2 separate regions of the Mus musculus genome follow, and region 1 is linked to region 2. Evidence: chromatin loops called from intact Hi-C (ENCODE). Cell type or tissue: heart. All regions are shown on one strand.

What was found. A loop is a pair of places that touch in the nucleus more often than their neighbours do. Peaks named below come from ENCODE experiments on the same cell type or tissue, not always from the same donor. Only the 100,000 strongest peaks of a DNase experiment are listed, where the experiment ranks them.
Region 1: it touches region 2 in a loop (2.6-fold over the local background); 1 of 42 quality-filtered maps calls a loop at or near these places.

The regions. Positions count from the first base shown.
Region 1 is chr4:137,582,642-137,590,641 of GRCm38, reverse strand. No RefSeq gene overlaps it. Among named protein-coding and RNA genes, the nearest start is that of Usp48, 7.5 kb to the left of the region's middle. In heart, no CTCF peak of the experiment used is centred here; no DNase peak of the experiment used is centred here; H3K27me3 peaks cover 1,099 bases.
Region 2 is chr4:137,394,001-137,402,000 of GRCm38, reverse strand. It overlaps Cela3a (chymotrypsin-like elastase family, member 3A), which reads left to right. Exons shown (of 8, transcript NM_001126318.1): 8 at 356-447. The coding sequence ends at 373. It also overlaps the pseudogene Rpl31-ps10. Among named protein-coding and RNA genes, the nearest start is that of Gm52681, 11 kb to the right of the region's middle. In heart, no CTCF peak of the experiment used is centred here; DNase peaks (open chromatin) are centred at 4,680 and 5,060.

The DNA.
Region 1 (8,000 bases), 190 kb before region 2:
CAAAGATGAGGAACAAACAATGCAGAGACGAAGTAGTAAAAGAACAAACAAGGCCATAAACAAAGTCCTGCAGGCAATGTGTCTAGGGGTTTATCAGAAGACCAAGATACCAGGAATAAAATACGTTCCTCGGCTCTATTGTCTTGAGCTTTGTCCTAGCCCACTGTAAATATTCTTATCTGAACCTATTCTCTTGTCCTTCCAGCCCAATGTAAATATTCTTACCAATGTCCTTGAAGCAGCATCAAGGGCTCTCCGCACATCTACAAACAGGCAGGCACACACACCACACTAAAAAATAAAGCAGCTGAGCTTGGTGTGGGGGCACACAACTTTGCGGAGCAAAGGCAGAAAGGCAGAAAGATCTCTGAGTTGGAGGCCAGGGTCATCTACACAGTGAGTTCCAGGACAGCCAGGGCTGCTCAGAGAAACCCTGTCTCGAAACACCAAAAAGAAGTTAATGAATAAATAAATAGGGCTAGAGAGGTGGCTCAGTGGTTAAAAGTGCATTCTGCTCTTCCAGAGGTCCTGAGTTCAAATCCCAGCCCCCACAACCATCTGGAGCTCCAGTTTCAAAGAATCCAACACCTAGCCTCTGCCGGCACCTACAGTCACATGCATTTGCCCACATACAGATAGGCCACACTGATACACATAATTAAAATAATAAGAATAATTTTAAATATTTTTTTAAAGAGGAAGAGGGGCCAAAGAGATGGTTGAGGGGGGTTGAGGGTTAAGAGCTTTTGCCGTTGGAAATAGCAGTACACTCCTTTAATCCCAGCACTCGGGAGGCTGAGGCAGACAGAGCTCTGTAAATTCCAGACCAGCCTGGTCTACAGAGTGCAATAATCTACATGAGAATGATACCAACAACAACAAGGACAACACACTAAGCCCATTAAGAGAAAGTGAGGGGCTGGTGAGATGGCTCAGTGGTTAAGAGCATGGGGCTATTCTTGCAAAGGTCCTGAGTTCAATTCCCAGCAAACACATGGTGGCCCACAACTATCCGTAAAGGGATCTAATGTTCTCTTCTGGGATGCAAGTGTACATGCAGATAGAATACTCATACATGAAAAAAATACATAAATGAAAAGTTATTTAAGAAAAAAGGTCAGGTGTGGTGGCGCATGCCTTTAATCCCAGCACTCGGGAGGCAGAGGCAGGTGGATTTCTGAGTTCGAGGCCAGCCTGGTCTACAAAGTGAGTTCCAGGACAGCCAGGGCTATACAGAGAAACCCTGTCTCGAAAACCCAAAAAAAAAAAAAAAAAAAAAAAAAAAAAAAAAAAAAAAGAAAAAGAAAGAAAGAATGAAAAAAGAATTTGCATGTCAGTGTGCAAGTGGGTTTCTGTGAGTTTGAGGCCAGCCTGGTCTGCAGAGCTGGTTCTAGTACAGGCAGGGCTCCACATGATACCTTGTCTCAAAGCCCATGCCCCAAATGAATGTGAATCCTTTACTAGCCAGCATCAAAGAGCAGGCTCATGCCTCAGAGCCTCTCAGCACCTAAGCTCAGGGGAACATTTTTAGAAGCAAAAATCACAAAGACCAACTCACATCAAAGTTAGATGAGGGCCAGAGTAACCTTGAAAAATTCATTTCTGGCAGAGCATAGTAATTACCTCAGACATAACATGACAGTTATTTTTAACTTATACTTTCTTCATTTATTTTGGTTTATAATAATTATTTTGGTTAATATATCTAGACTATGATCAAGGCCATGGAAATCTCAAGTGTGTTGCCAAGGCAGACATGACTATTGGGGAGTAGAAGGCTAAGGACTGTCTAAGCAAATTATAAAATAGAGTTTAGACAAGAAGATGTCAAAATAGTCATGTGAGTTCCAGAAAAGTCAGGGCCTCATAAACTCTGACTCTCTCTGTCTCTCTGTGTCTCTCTGTCTCTCTCTGTGTACCTCTCTCTCTCTCTCTCTCTCTCTATATATATATATATATATATATATATATATATATATATATATATATATATGTATATATGTGCGTGTGTGTGTCTGTTTCTATCTTTCTCTTCTTCCAAAAAAAAAAAAAGCACTTGCTGCTCTTGCAGAAACCTGGGTTACAGGTGTCTGTCTGTAGACCCAAGGGTTCCAGAACCCTCTCCTGGCCTTGGTGAGCACTAGGCATACACACAGCACACTTAAAAACATGCGAAGAGCAGGGCAGTAGTGGCACACGCCTTTAATCCCAGTACTCGGGAGGCAGAGGCAGGCAGATTTCTGAGTTTGAGGCCAGCCTGGTCTATGAAGTGAGTTCCAGGACACCAGGGCTACACAGAGAAACCCTGTCTCAAAAAAAAAAAAAATGCAGAGAAAACACCCATACAATAAAAATACATTCCCATGGGGGAGGGGGGCAGAGAGAAGGAGACAGTGTAGAATTGCGGTGCTGGTTTGGTTGTGCCTGGGCTGTACTGTAAATCCCTGTCTCAGAAAGACTTGCAGAAATAAAGGCCAGAGATAATGAAGTAAGTGTAAGGCCTGGGGAATGAGGAAGCTGAATTTCTACAAGGACGAACTGACCACTACTGTCTCACTCTTCCAGTAACTGACTTTCTTCTTCTTGTTGTTTTCTAGACAGGGTTTCTCTATGTAGCTCTGGCTGTCCTGGAACTTGATCTGTAGACCAGGCTGGCCTTAAACTCAAAAACCAGCCTGCCTCTGCCTCCCAAGTCCTGAGATTAAAGGTGTGCGACATAGCCCAGCTTAGTAATTTACTTTTCAGTCTCAGGCCCTGGGCCTTTCTCTCCTAGCTGCCTCCCTGTCCCTCTTTGCTTCTCTGAGCACATGATGACACCTGACTGCTCTGTCCACTATGATACGCTGGTTTCTCTAGCATGGCTAATGAAGGAGATAGAATGTCTACCAAAGATTTAGAAACCCCAGAAGGAGCAGATTTAGAAGAGAAGTGGGGAGAGCTGGAAGTGGGACAGAGGGGAGTGGACAGTGAAGGGTTAATGGTGGAATGAAAATGAGGACGGTACTCCTGGTGCTTCCAAGGACTGTTGAGAAGGTTTTTATTGGAGTTAGATGGCGTGCACAGCAAGGCTCCAGAATGAACCAGGTCAGGAGAGGAGATGGGAGGGGAAGAGCAGGCAAGGAAGGAGGGAGGAGGAAAGAGAGGGAGGGGAAGGCAAGCCGACCAAGCTGGCCAAGAACCAAGAGACCCAGAGCAGGGCCAAGAGAGCTTAAGACTCAAATGAGTGGTTTATACAAGAAGGAAAGACTGGGGTAAAGAAAGGCCAGCCCCTAAACTGGAGAGGTTTGGGGGTTGGAGAGGGAGAAGAGCTGGGAGGCGCCACAGGTGCCAGGTGAGACTTATCCTGTTTGTTAGGGACCTGACAATGATCAAAAAGCCTCAGGTGGACCGAGGCGCTCTGAACTGGAAAGCTGACATAATTGACAGCACCTGTCATAGGTTCAAGTTCAGGAGATCCATGCAGCAAACCCGCTGCTACCTACGTTGTGAGACATCGGGGGAGCTGCTCGGCAAATAGAATCTGCCATCCCTGAAGATCCCCCTTTTCTGTTCTATAAAACCCCAAGACCCATGTATCACTTGCACAGAGTCTCCAAGATCTGTCTGTGGCCTTTCTGTTCTTCAGACTGTGAAATCAGGACTTAAAGGTTACAGAGCCCTAACCTAACATTAAGGAGGAGGAGGAGGAGGAGGAGGAGGAGGAAAAGAAAGGAAAAATAGGCTAGAGAGATGGGTTAAGAGCTCTTGTATCCCGGTGTGGTGGTGCACGCCTTTAATTCCAGCACTCAGGAGGCACAGGCAGGTGGATTTCTGAGTTCAAGGCCAGCCAGGGCTACACAGAGAAACCCTGTCTAGAAAAACAAACAAACAAACAAAAAACAACAACAAAACAACAAAAAAAAAGGTTAAGAGCATTGACTGCTCTGCCAGAGGTCCTGAGTTCAATCCCCAGCAACCACATGGTGGCTCACCACCATCTGTAATGGGATCTGATGCCCTCTATTGGTGTGTCTGAAGACAGCTACAGTCAGTGTACTCATATAAATAAATCTTAAAAAAAAAAAAAAAAAAGCTATTGTAGGGGACCCAAGTTCAGCTCCCAATACCCCAGTCAGGCGGCACAAATGCCAGTGGGCACCTACACATAACCATAACCAGACCCACACAGTCATACACATTATTAAATAAAGCAAAATTTAAAAACTGGTAAAGATGGCATCTGGGAACACCCCCCCCCCAGTTAATGTTCCTTAACAATTAAAGTATGTGTTCAAGGTCACGTCTCCTTCTCAAAAATTAAGTACACTTGGCTTAGGCACCTCGCTGTGCTTTTAAATGAACTGATCTTGTACTAAAGTGAGGGAGCTCTGCCCACACAGAGCAAGGGAAAGGACACCTTTGTATCAGGAATGAAAACCCAGTGTAGCCCCTGACCGAAAGCTGAACATCCTTTTTTTTTTTTTTTTTGGTGTTTTTGAGACAGGGTTTCTCTGTGTAGTCCTGGCTGTCCTGGAACTCACTTTGTAGACCAGGCTGGCCTCGAACTCAGAAATCCGCCTGCCTCTGCCTCCCGAGTGCTGGGATTAAAGGCGTGCGCCACCACGCCTGGCTCTGAACATCCTTCTAATGTAGCCTTGCTTTGCTGGAGTCATTTTCTTTAGTCAGAGACCCATTTCTAGATATAGAATACACAAGAGCTGTGTTTTAGGAGCAAAATCAGACTTGGGGTTAGGAATGTAGGAGTCTGGGACAGAGAGGCACATAGCAGCAGAGGGCATTATTCTTAATCCTCCTCCCTCTCTCCTCCTCTTCTTCCTCTTCTTCCTCCTCCTTCTTCTTTTTCCTCTTCTTCTTCTAGATGTGTCTCTTGCTTTCCCTGACTATCCTGATGGAGTATGCAGTCCAGGCCTGCCTCAGACTCAAACAACCCTCCTGCCTATCCTTGGTTTTTTTTGTTAGATTTAATTATTTATTTTATGTATATGAGTACACTGTAACTGTACAGATGGTTGTGAGCTTTCATGTGGTTGTTGAATTGATTTTTAGGACCTCTGCTCACTCTAGTCAACCCCTCTGGCTCCGGTCAGCCCTGCTCGCTTCGGTCAACTCCACTCGCTCAGACCCTGCTCGCTCCAGCCCAAAGATTTCTTTATTATTATTATATATAAGTACACTGTAGCTGTCTTCAGACACACTAGAAGAAGGTATCAGATCTCATTACAGATAGTTGTGAGCCACCATGTGGTTGCTGGGATTTGAACTTAGGACCTTTGGAAGAGTAGTCAGTGCTCTTACCTGCTGAGCCATCTTGCCAGCCTCTGCCTATCCTTCTAAGATTATAACCAGTCTGACCAACACACACACACACAAACACAAACACAAACACACACATGTACATACATACACACAAACACACAATACATACAAACAACACACACACATATATATGTATATATATACATATACATAATGTGTATATATGTAGAGTATGTGTTTCTCACTGTGTAGCTCTGCCCGACTGGCCTAGAACTAGCTCTATAGACCAGGCTGTCCTCAAAATCTGCCTATTTCTGTCTCCCCAGTGCTAGAATGCACCCTCCTGAAATGAAGACATTCTAAAGGGACATTTGTGACCCCTCTCTTTGCCTGCCAAACTACTGAAATAATGAACGTCAAGAAATTACGGGCCAGGTGTGGTGGTGTACGCCTTTAATCCCAGCACTCGGGAGGCAGAGACAGGCCGATTTCCGAGTTCGAGGTCATCCTGGTCTACAAAGTGAGTTCCAGGACAGCCAGGGGTATACAGAGAAACCCTGTCTCAAAAAAAAAAAAAAAAAAAAAAAAAAAGAAAGAAAGAAGGAAAGAAGAAAGAAATTACTGGCTCAGAAACTTCTGAGTGATTCTCCTGTCTCCACCTCTCAGCTCACTGATGGAATGCTGGAATTACAGGTGTGTGTGACACATCCAGGTGTCTCACTGGGGACACTGGAGCTCAACTCAGGCTGTCAGGCTTTGCAGACACCTTCACCCTTTAAGCCACCTGACTACAACATTCCCACACAGTTTTTCAGGTCTGTACTCATAAGCACCTCTTAGGGAGGCCTTCCCTGGCTGTCCGGACAAAATGTCAGGGCCTTTCTAAAATGCCATGTCTGTTGACATCACTGTATAGTATTTTTTTTTTTTTTGCCTTGCTACTTATCACAAAATAAATTACCTATTTCATTCCTTGAATTTTCTCCAGTGCCTAAAATGGAAATTTATGATATTTAAAAACTGATTCCAGCCGGGCGTGGTGGCGCATGCCTTTAATCCCAGCACTTGGGAGGCAGAGGCAGGTGGATTTCTGAGTTCGAGGCCAGCCTGGTCTACAAAGTGAGTTCCAGGACAGCCAGGGCTACACAGAGAAACCCTGTCTCAAAAAACCAAAACCAAAACCAAAAACAAAAACAAAAACTGATTCCACACCTCCCCAAGACAGGGTTTCTCTGTTGCCCTGGCTGTGCTGAAACTTGCTTTGTAGACCAGGCTGGCCTCAAACTCAGAGATCCACCTGCCTCTGCCTCTTGAATGAAAGGAATGAAAGGTGTGCACTGCCACACCCGTCTTGAAAACTAAATTTACATTGTTAATTTAACATGACATTTCCCACTATGTCAATAAGGTATTTTAGTGTTGTCCCCATTTTGTACAAAAGAGAATTGAGAAACTAAAGGTTAAGACTATTGTGCAAGGGCCAGGAAAGTAGGAAATATGGCGCCGGGAGTAAGGGGGGGGGAGCTCAGTGGTTAAGAACACTGACTACCCTTCCAGATGTCCTGAGTTCAATTCCCAGCAACCACATGATGGCTCACAACCACCTGTAATGGGATCTGATGCCCTCTTCTGGTTGAAGACAGCTACAGTGTACTCATATACATTAAAAAAAAATCACTTGAAGGGAATATGGCGCATCTAGTACTCCACCCAATGCTCTCTTAACCTTACCTGGGCTCAAACTCCTCACTATTTACTTACTTATGTTTATTTATTTTTATTATGTATATGTGTCGGGGGAGGGGGGATTGCGTGAGTATATTATCTAAAGCTGGAAGAGGCTATCAGATCTCCTGAAACCAGAGTTACAGACAGTCGTGAGCCACCCAGTGAATGCTGGGAGGTGAATTTGGTGTTCTCTGCAGAAGCCCCAAGCACCTTTCACCACTGAGCCATCTTTCCAGTGCCATAATTTTCATCATTTAAAGGTACCTGCTCTGTGGGCTCACAGGGATAAGTATGTCTGACAGAGCAGGTGACAGGCATACCTGGCCTAGCATTGTCACTCAAGAGAGCCACAATATAGCTCAAAGGGAGGGGGTAGGGAGTCACTAGAGATATGTGACTGGTTGTCACCAGTCACAAGGGCTGGGAACATTTCAGAGCCCCCGTCTGTCTTCAGGGTTATTGTGATTGTTAACCCTTTAATTTTCTGTCAACGCCTTTTAGCAACATCCACTTGTTCCCAGAATGAGCAACTGTCCTCACACACAATACTTACTAATCCTTGAATTTGGGAGGCAGAAGAATAAGGACCAGGAATTCAAGTTCAGGCTTGGCTGCATTATATCAAGTTTGAGGCCAGCCTGGGTTGCATCAGACTCTGTCTGAAAACACAAACACATGCATTTTAGATAGGGTTTTATTGCTTATAAAGACCAAGGCAGCTGTTGTGAAGGCTGTTGGGGCTGGCTTACAGTTTCAGAGGCTCTGTCCATTATCATGGTAGGAAGCACGGCACCATGCAGGCAGACTTGGTGCTGGAGGAGCCCCGAGAGTTCTACATCTTGATCCTTGTTCCACAGGCAGCAGAGGGAGACCACCTTCCACACTGGGCAGAGCTTGAACACTAGGAAACCTCAAAGCTGGCACAGCTACACAGTGACACATTTCCTCCAATAAGGCCACACCTCCTAATACTGCCACTTCCCATGGGCCAAGCAGATTCAAACCACCACCGCATG
Region 2 (8,000 bases):
TTAAACCCAGCACTTGTGAGGCAGAGACAGATGCACATTGATCTTTGAGTTCAAAACTAGCCTTGTCTACAGAGTAAGTTCCAGGACAGCAGGTACACAGAGAAACCATGTCTCAGAAAACAAAGCAAACAAAAGAATACCCATGAGGCAACTGCTATTATTACCTCTCTTAAGGAGATGAGGAAACTAATGCTTCGAGAGGTCAAGTCACTCTCCCAGAGACACACAGGATCCAGTCACAGAGCTAGGCCTTTCACCCAGTCCCTTCAGTCCCGAAGCTTGCAATCTTAACTAATTTTGTTCTTTTCCAACCTTCTGATTTTTGTTTGTTTCTTTGTTTGTTTGTTTGTTTTAGACCATTGCCAACAACTAGATCCAAGGTTCGGCTGGCAGAGAGGACCCCCAGGTCCTCTAAAGAATAAAGACCTTTTGAAAGTCCCAAGTTGATGCTCTCTGCCTTCATTGACGGAACTCTTGTGCTCTGACCAGTTTCTGAAATCTTAGGTCTGAAATGTGGAGGTGGGGCCAGAGCCATCCCCTCCGCTGAGGAGGAGAGAATGAGCCCTGAGAGGAGGGGCTGCAGTGGGGTGACTAGCATGCAAGGGCATAGGACGTCCTAAGCAGAAAGAGAGAGACTGCCAGGAAACTCGGAGAAGTTGTCACAGTAATAGTCACACATAGGACTGTGAATATAGTCAGTGATAGTAGATAGTCACCCAGAAACTGGAGACTTCTCAATGCAGCCATAGAGGCACAAATTTGTAGAAAAATCTAGTCCGGTTGGGAATCACAGGTTACATGCAGCATTAGGAAGGTTTCTCTTTGAAAAGGCTGACTTGTTTGTCATAGCTGCATGGATTTATCCTACTCCGACTGACCGGGGGACTCGGGGTTCATCTTTCTAGTTTTTTTTTTAAGATTTATTTTATATATATGAGTGCACTGTAGCTGTCTTCAGAAACACCAGAATAGGACACCAGATCCCATTACAGATGGTTGTGAGCCACCATGTGGTTGCTGGGAATTGAATGCAGGACCTCTGGAAGAGCAGTCAGTGCTCTTAACCTCTGAGCCATCTCTCCAGCCTAGGCTTTTCCTGTGTGTGTGTGTGTGTGTGTGTGTGTGTGTGTGTGTGTGTGTGTGTGTGTGTGTGTGTGTAGTTCAGAAGTCTACATTGAGTGATAGATATATATATCAAGTCAGGAGAATCATGAAAAGCTCCCCAGACATCTAATGGCAGATGCAGAGGTGAATGGAAGAGATTCCACCTCAAATCAAGATGGAAGCCCATCCTGCTGGCACACCTGTAACCCCAGTACTTGGGAAGCAGTACTTCTTAGTTACCTTTCTACTTCTGAGATAAAAACACCACGATCAGAGCCAGGCGTAGTGGCGCACACCTTTAATCCCAGCACTCGGGAGGCAGAGGAAGGCAGATTTCTGAGTTCGAGGCCAGCCTGGTCTACAAAGTAAGTTCCAGGACAGCCAGGGCTACACAGAGAAACCCTGTCTTGAAAACAAACAAACAAGCCATCACGATCAAGGCAACTTATAGAAGAAAGGGTTCATCTGAGGTTCCAGTTTCATCAGGATAAGTGTCTGTCACTATCACAACAGCTGTTGTGGCTGGAACAGCAAGCTGAGAGCTCAGAGCCATTGTGTCAGGGAAATGTTAGTGATCTTCAAAAACACACAAAGGAGCCAATCTGATGCAACTCACAGCAGGGTCTTCATTCTATTCCAGCTAGCTTACCCCCCCCCCCAATGCACCGCTGTCACGCAGGATGGTTTTGGTGGTGGTACAGCCCCAAATCTCTATCGGGACAAGGCTTTATAGTAAGCAGCAAGCAGGGAATGCATGTGTAAGCATCTATTTGGAAAGCTGCTGTGGCCTTTACCATAATTGGCTGGAGCTGGGAGTCAGATCATAAACTTAACTTCTGTTCCCCTCTGCATTGGTGGTCGATAGGCAGGGGGTGGGTTTGTAACCTGGGTCTGCAGGTTTGTTGGGGGAATAACCAGGAGACACTGGTCTTGTGCATCCTGGAAACTCTACTCTTGTTGGGGATTAGCCTAGAGACTGGAGCTAGGCTCAGGTTCTGTTGGGGGCTGGGGCAACTTGGAAACTAATGTTAGATACCAGCCTGTTAGTCTACCTGAGTTTAAACTTAACGTCAGGTTCTCTAAAATGGAGCCTGAATTTAAAAGCTTTGGTGTCTCAGAGCTTGAACTGTAGGCAGGAAGCAGAGAGTAAATGAAGAGCAGTGTGGGGAACATTTCTCATTCAACCACAACGCAGTGGCAGGCAGAGCTTTTTGAGTTGAAAGCCAACCTGGTCTACATAGCAAGTATCTGGGCAGCCTTGGCTACAGAGGCTCTTTGTTTTATTTATTTATTTTTTCTTGTGTATGTGTGTACCCTGTTGCTGTCTTTGGACACACCAGAAGAGGGCTTCAGATCCTATTACAGACGGTTGTGAGCCACCATGTACTTGCTGGGAATTGAACTCAGGACCTCTACAAGAGTTTTCAGTGCTCTTTACCGCTGAGTCATCTCTCCAGCCCTGTGACTCTTATGTCAAAAACAAGAAAAAAAAGGTAGAAAGTGGGGACTGACATCTGAGGTTGTCCACTGACCTCTCTCTATAAGTGTGCTGTGGCATATACACGACTGAACTCATACAGAGCACACATACATGCACACACACATGCACACACACATGTATGCATCCCCCTTGTGGGGGTGGGGAAGAGAGAGAGACAGAGAGAGAGAGAGAGAGAGAGTGCATACAAGTGACACACTTAATGTAATTAAGGTGGAGAACCCACAGTACTCTTCCTTATTCTCCCCAGAGGCCATCAGTATTTGGGTGGAGTTGGGACACATAGCAGAATAACTCTTGCCTGCTCCCTGCTCCCTTGAAGGCCTTTCGCCATACATTTTCCCTTGGCTGACATGAAGCTTAGAGAGATGGGGAGTCTTGCTAGGCTCTCCTTTTCACTGTCGTGGCAGCCAGTGGCTGCCGGTCAACCTGGTGCCAGAGTGAGGAGGAGGCATCAAACTGAGCACCGTTGTCTCCTCATGGATACTTATGGACACAATCAAGAAATAGTTGTCACTGCCACTGTAGTGCTGGACATTGTTTGTTATAGCTGTGTGGACTTTACCTACCCTAACTAACGGAGGAGCTTGGGGTTCATCTTTCTTTTTTTTTTTTTAAAGATTTGTTTATTTATTATATGTTAAGTACACCATAGCTGTCTTCAGACACTCCAGAAGAGGGCATCAGATCTCATTACGGATGGTTGTGAGCCACCATGTGGTTGCTGGGATTTGAACTCAGGACCTTTGGAAGAGCAGTCGGGTGCTCTTACCTGCTGAGCTATCTCACCAGCCCCCGGGTTTCATCTTTCTAATCTAGGGTGCTACATTTTATCACACTTACAAATATCCACAGACAATGTACTATATGGTTTGGGGGGTTTCTTTCTTTCTTTCCTTGTGTGTGTGTGTGTGTGTGTGTGTAGGGCAGAAGTCAACTTTGAGGGGCTGGTGAGATGGCTCAGTGGGTAAGAGCACCCGACTGCTCTTCCGAAGGTCCGGAGTTCAAATCCCAGCAACCACATGGTGGCTCACAACCATCCGTAATGAGATCTGACTCCCTCTTCTGGAGTGTCTGAAGACAGCTACAGTGTACTTACATATAATAAATAAATAAATCTTTAAAAAAAAAAAAAAAAAGAAGTCAACTTTGAATGTACTATCCACCTGCTGTTTTGTTATTGTTATTGTTGTTACATTTATTTATATAGGTCTGTCTGTCTGTCTGTCTGTGAGTGCCAGTTACATAGCACACATGTGGAGGTCAGAGAACCATCTTTGAAAATGGGTTTTTGACTTCCAATCTGTGGGTTCTAAGGACTGAACATAGGTCGGCAAGCTTGACAGCAAGCCCCATATTTATCTGCTGAGCCATCTCGATGGCTGTCGTTTGTTCTTTGAGACAGGGTTCCAAACTGGGACCCAGGACTCATCAATTAGGCTAAGCTGGTTTAGCCAGCGAGACCCTGAGATCAGCATCTCTCTGTCTTCCCAGTGCTATGATTATAAATGTATACTACCACACTCAACTTTTTATGTGGGTGCCAGGGACTGAACTCAGAACCTCATGCAGGAATGCCAAACACTTCACCAGCTGAACACCTAATCGGCACCAATTTTGATTTAAAAAAAAAAAAGCATCACTAAACAATAAAAGACAGTAAATCATTTTGTTGTTGTTGTTGTTATTTTTGGTTTTTGAGACAGGGCTTCTCTGAGTAGTCTTGACTGTCCTGGAGCTCTCTCTGCAGACCAGGCTGGCCCCGAACTCAGAGATCTGCCTGCCTCTGCCTCCCAAGTGATGGGATTAAAGGCGTGTACCACCACAGCCTGGCAGTAAGTGGATTTTTCAAAAAGCCCTTTTAACTTGTTTGTTGGCTGTGCTGAGTGAGTGTCACCGCATTGTGGCCTCCCGATGGCTGCCGGCCTGTGGTGAATGCCTTAGACAAAAGTTATTTTTCTCTGCCCTGACTTGTTTGATGAGCATTTAAAGCTGGGCCAACTTTCTGGGGTCACAAGCAGTGCTTGGGTGGATGTCCTTGGACATATCTTCAGGGGCACATGTGTGTGAACTCCCTAGGCTGTATTCCCAGAACTGGGACTCCCTGGTGGGACAGCGTTTGTCAGCTCTGCCAATGACCTAATTCTCCAAGATGACTGTGTCGACAATATTTTTCACATTTCCCACCCCCTTCCTCCTCTTCCCATCCACTGCCCCCGCGCGCATGGAATACGGCCCCACAGTTTTCTTCTAAAGTCATTCCTGGGATCTCAAGCCCCCCCCCCCCAAAAAAAACCCTCTTCCAGCTCTTTAAGGAAAAAAAAAAAAGAAAAATCCAACAACTGGTCTGGCAAGGGCCTGAGTCAGAAGGCAGCGGGGTAGGGGGCAGGGTGAAGCTGAGGAAGTTGAGAACCAGGTCAGGGCGTCCTTAATCAGTTTTACTGAGTCAGACCATGACGCCTGACAGAATGCATCCACAGGTGCTGCCAAAGCTGACCCTCCTCCACCTAGGAGAGTCCTTGGATAACACCCCCAAATGACTTCAAAATAAAGGTCAGGGAGACAGCTAATGCCTCAGTTGGCATAGCAGCGGCCCCAGGGACCCGCACCCAGCCCAAAGGAGGCTGGGAGCAGCTAAGACACATTTCTCACCACATACTGGCAGCAGCGAGTTAGGAAATTGCCTACATTTCAAATGGATCAATCAAGAATTTGATTTCATCAACAATCCTGTCTTGGTCTTCAGTCTCCCCCAGTCTCAACAATTCAAATCTCTTATAACCTGTTTTTAATGAGTCAAGATTAGAATGTCAACTTTTTTTTTTCTGCTTCTATTCTGTAAATCATTAAAAGAAACAATTTGCCGTTCGAAGAAATGAAAAATGTGGCATCAATACTTCTTTTCCTTTTAGAGTTGGCTCAGGGTGGTAATGCTTGCTAATCCACAGCTGAGGATGGGAAGTTTATATTCATATTAAAATCACCCAACTCAGTAATTCATCCTTTCAATCATGAAGGAGCTCTGGGGGTTTGAATGGGAATGGCCCCCACAGAATCCTAGGATTGGATGCTTGATCCCCAGTTAGTGGAACTGTTTGGGAAGGATTAGGGGGTGAGGCCTTGTAGGATGAGGTATGTCACTGGAGGTGTGGGCTTTGGGCCCTCTCCCTCCCTCCCTGCCCCCGCCTGCTGCTTATGGATAAGGACATAAAACTCCCCGATACTCCTCCAACATCATGCCTGTCTACTTCCCACCCTGATGATCATGGACTAACCCTCTAAAACTGTTAGCAGGCCTCCAGTTAAATGCTTTCCTTTGGGGGCTGGAGAGATGGCTCAGTGGTTAAGAGCACTGACTGCTCTTCCAGAGGTTCTGAGTTCAATTCCCAGCAACCATGTGGTAGCTCACAACCATCTGTAAAGGGATCTGATGCCCTCTTCTGGTGTGTTTGAAGACAGCTGCAGTGTTCTCATATAAATAAAAATTTTAAAAAATGCCTTCCTTTTGTAAGTTGCCTTAGTCATGGTGTCTCTTCACTGTCATAGAACAGTGACTAAAACAGGATCCAACAATTCTATTACCGCTCCCCAAAACTCTCAGAATAGCAACACTGGCTATGTGTTTAGAGTTTTGCTTTAAGAGATTTTCATTTTCTCTTTTCTCTTCTTTTTTTTTTTTTTTTTTTTTTGGCAGTTCTGCAACTTTATTTGACATGAGCAGGTTAGTTCTCATCCACATTGACCGTCTGTAGATTTTTGAATGTGGTAACAGGCACGTAAGTTACCAGCGTGTAGAGCTTGTTTGGGGAATCCTCATCCTCATTACGTTTTCTGGACAAGCGTACTCGGATGGGATATGGAACGTTCCTTATTCCCTTGGCCCAGACGGCTTTATTGAGCCTGGTGTCAATGAGCACATCTGGTGTCCCCATTTCCTTCATGGCAAACTTCCGAATTTCTTTGAGTGCCCAAGGAGCACTCTTCTTGAAGCCCACTCCATGGATACGCTTGTGAATGTTGATGGTGTATTCTTGGGTCACCACCTCGTTGATGGCAGAACGGCCCTTCTTCTTCTCGCCACCCTTCTTTGCGGGAGCCATCGAGCCTGCCCGCGCCGGGCGCGGATGGCGCCGGATTTCGGAGCCGCGACCCCGCAGCCATACTCACTCTCTTTTCTCTTCTTTTTAAAAAGAATTATTTATGTATGTGAGTACACTGTAGCTGTCTCAGACACACCAGAAGAGGGCATCGGATCCCACCACAGATGGTTGTGAGCTACCATGTGGTTGCTGGGATTTGAACTCAGGACCTCTGGAAGAGCAGCCGGTGCTCTTAACCACTGAACCATCTCTCCAGCCCTGGTTTTCAAACTTCCTCCTTTGTTTCTTCTCTTCCACGGCTGCTGTTCTTTTGCTGGCCCTGTCCACTTCTCTGTATTTAGAACTTTTGTCTATAGTTAAATTTAATGGGCACAAGCATCTATTGATATTGTGTATCACACACAGCGGAGAAAGGAAGACAGCCCACCCTTGGTGGGTCCCACCAGTAGGGCTTATAACTCGGCTCAAAGCCCCAAATGTCAGCGAAGTTTTCAGGGTTTGAGCCTAGATCCTGCAATGAGGCTTGCCACTATCCCCAGTACAGTAGTTAAAGAGACATGTGTGCAAGAGTAAAAAGCAGAGGAACTGAATATAGCCACATCAAGGAAATGAATGAAGAAACATGAGGTCCAGTGACAATTCCCCATCAAATCCATCTCTGGGTTCTGACAGGCAGCTTAGAGCTATGAATAACTGAGTAGTTCTTGTCAAGGTAGCCTTACCCATCTTGTCTCAGCTTCAGTCTTTCTGCAGTGTAGTCTGACAAGCGGCCAAAACTGTGTCACATCTCCCTCTGGGAGACACGTTCTTCCTCTGGCTGGCATCAGGCTTCGGCCTTCCTCTTCTTCAAGCAGGACACTGTTGTAGGTTGTTCCGGTGCTGTTCGTATTTTGATGTTAATTCTGCTTCCTCGAGAGGGGCTGCCCCCACAAGGAGTAGGTCACACACTCAGGTGATCTCACGGAACCTTCTCCCCATTCTGACTGGTCACATAAAGGGTAGAGCTGATGACTGGGCAGTGGAAGGGAAAGGAGGGGCTGGACGTGTGAGAGTGGAAGAACAGAGGAAGAGGAGCTGGGAGGAAGATGGAGCAGGACCACATGGCCTGAAGAAGCCACAAGTAGCCATCCATCCATCTCATAGCTGGGGGAAAAGTTAGTGTAGTGGTAGATCTGCCCAATCTAGGCATTATAGCTTATAAATATAATAACTGATTGTGTGGTTTTTATATGGGCTTACTGGGGTAAGAAATTATTGCAACAGGACTCTCCCAGGGAAACTGCCATTCCTTGGGGACC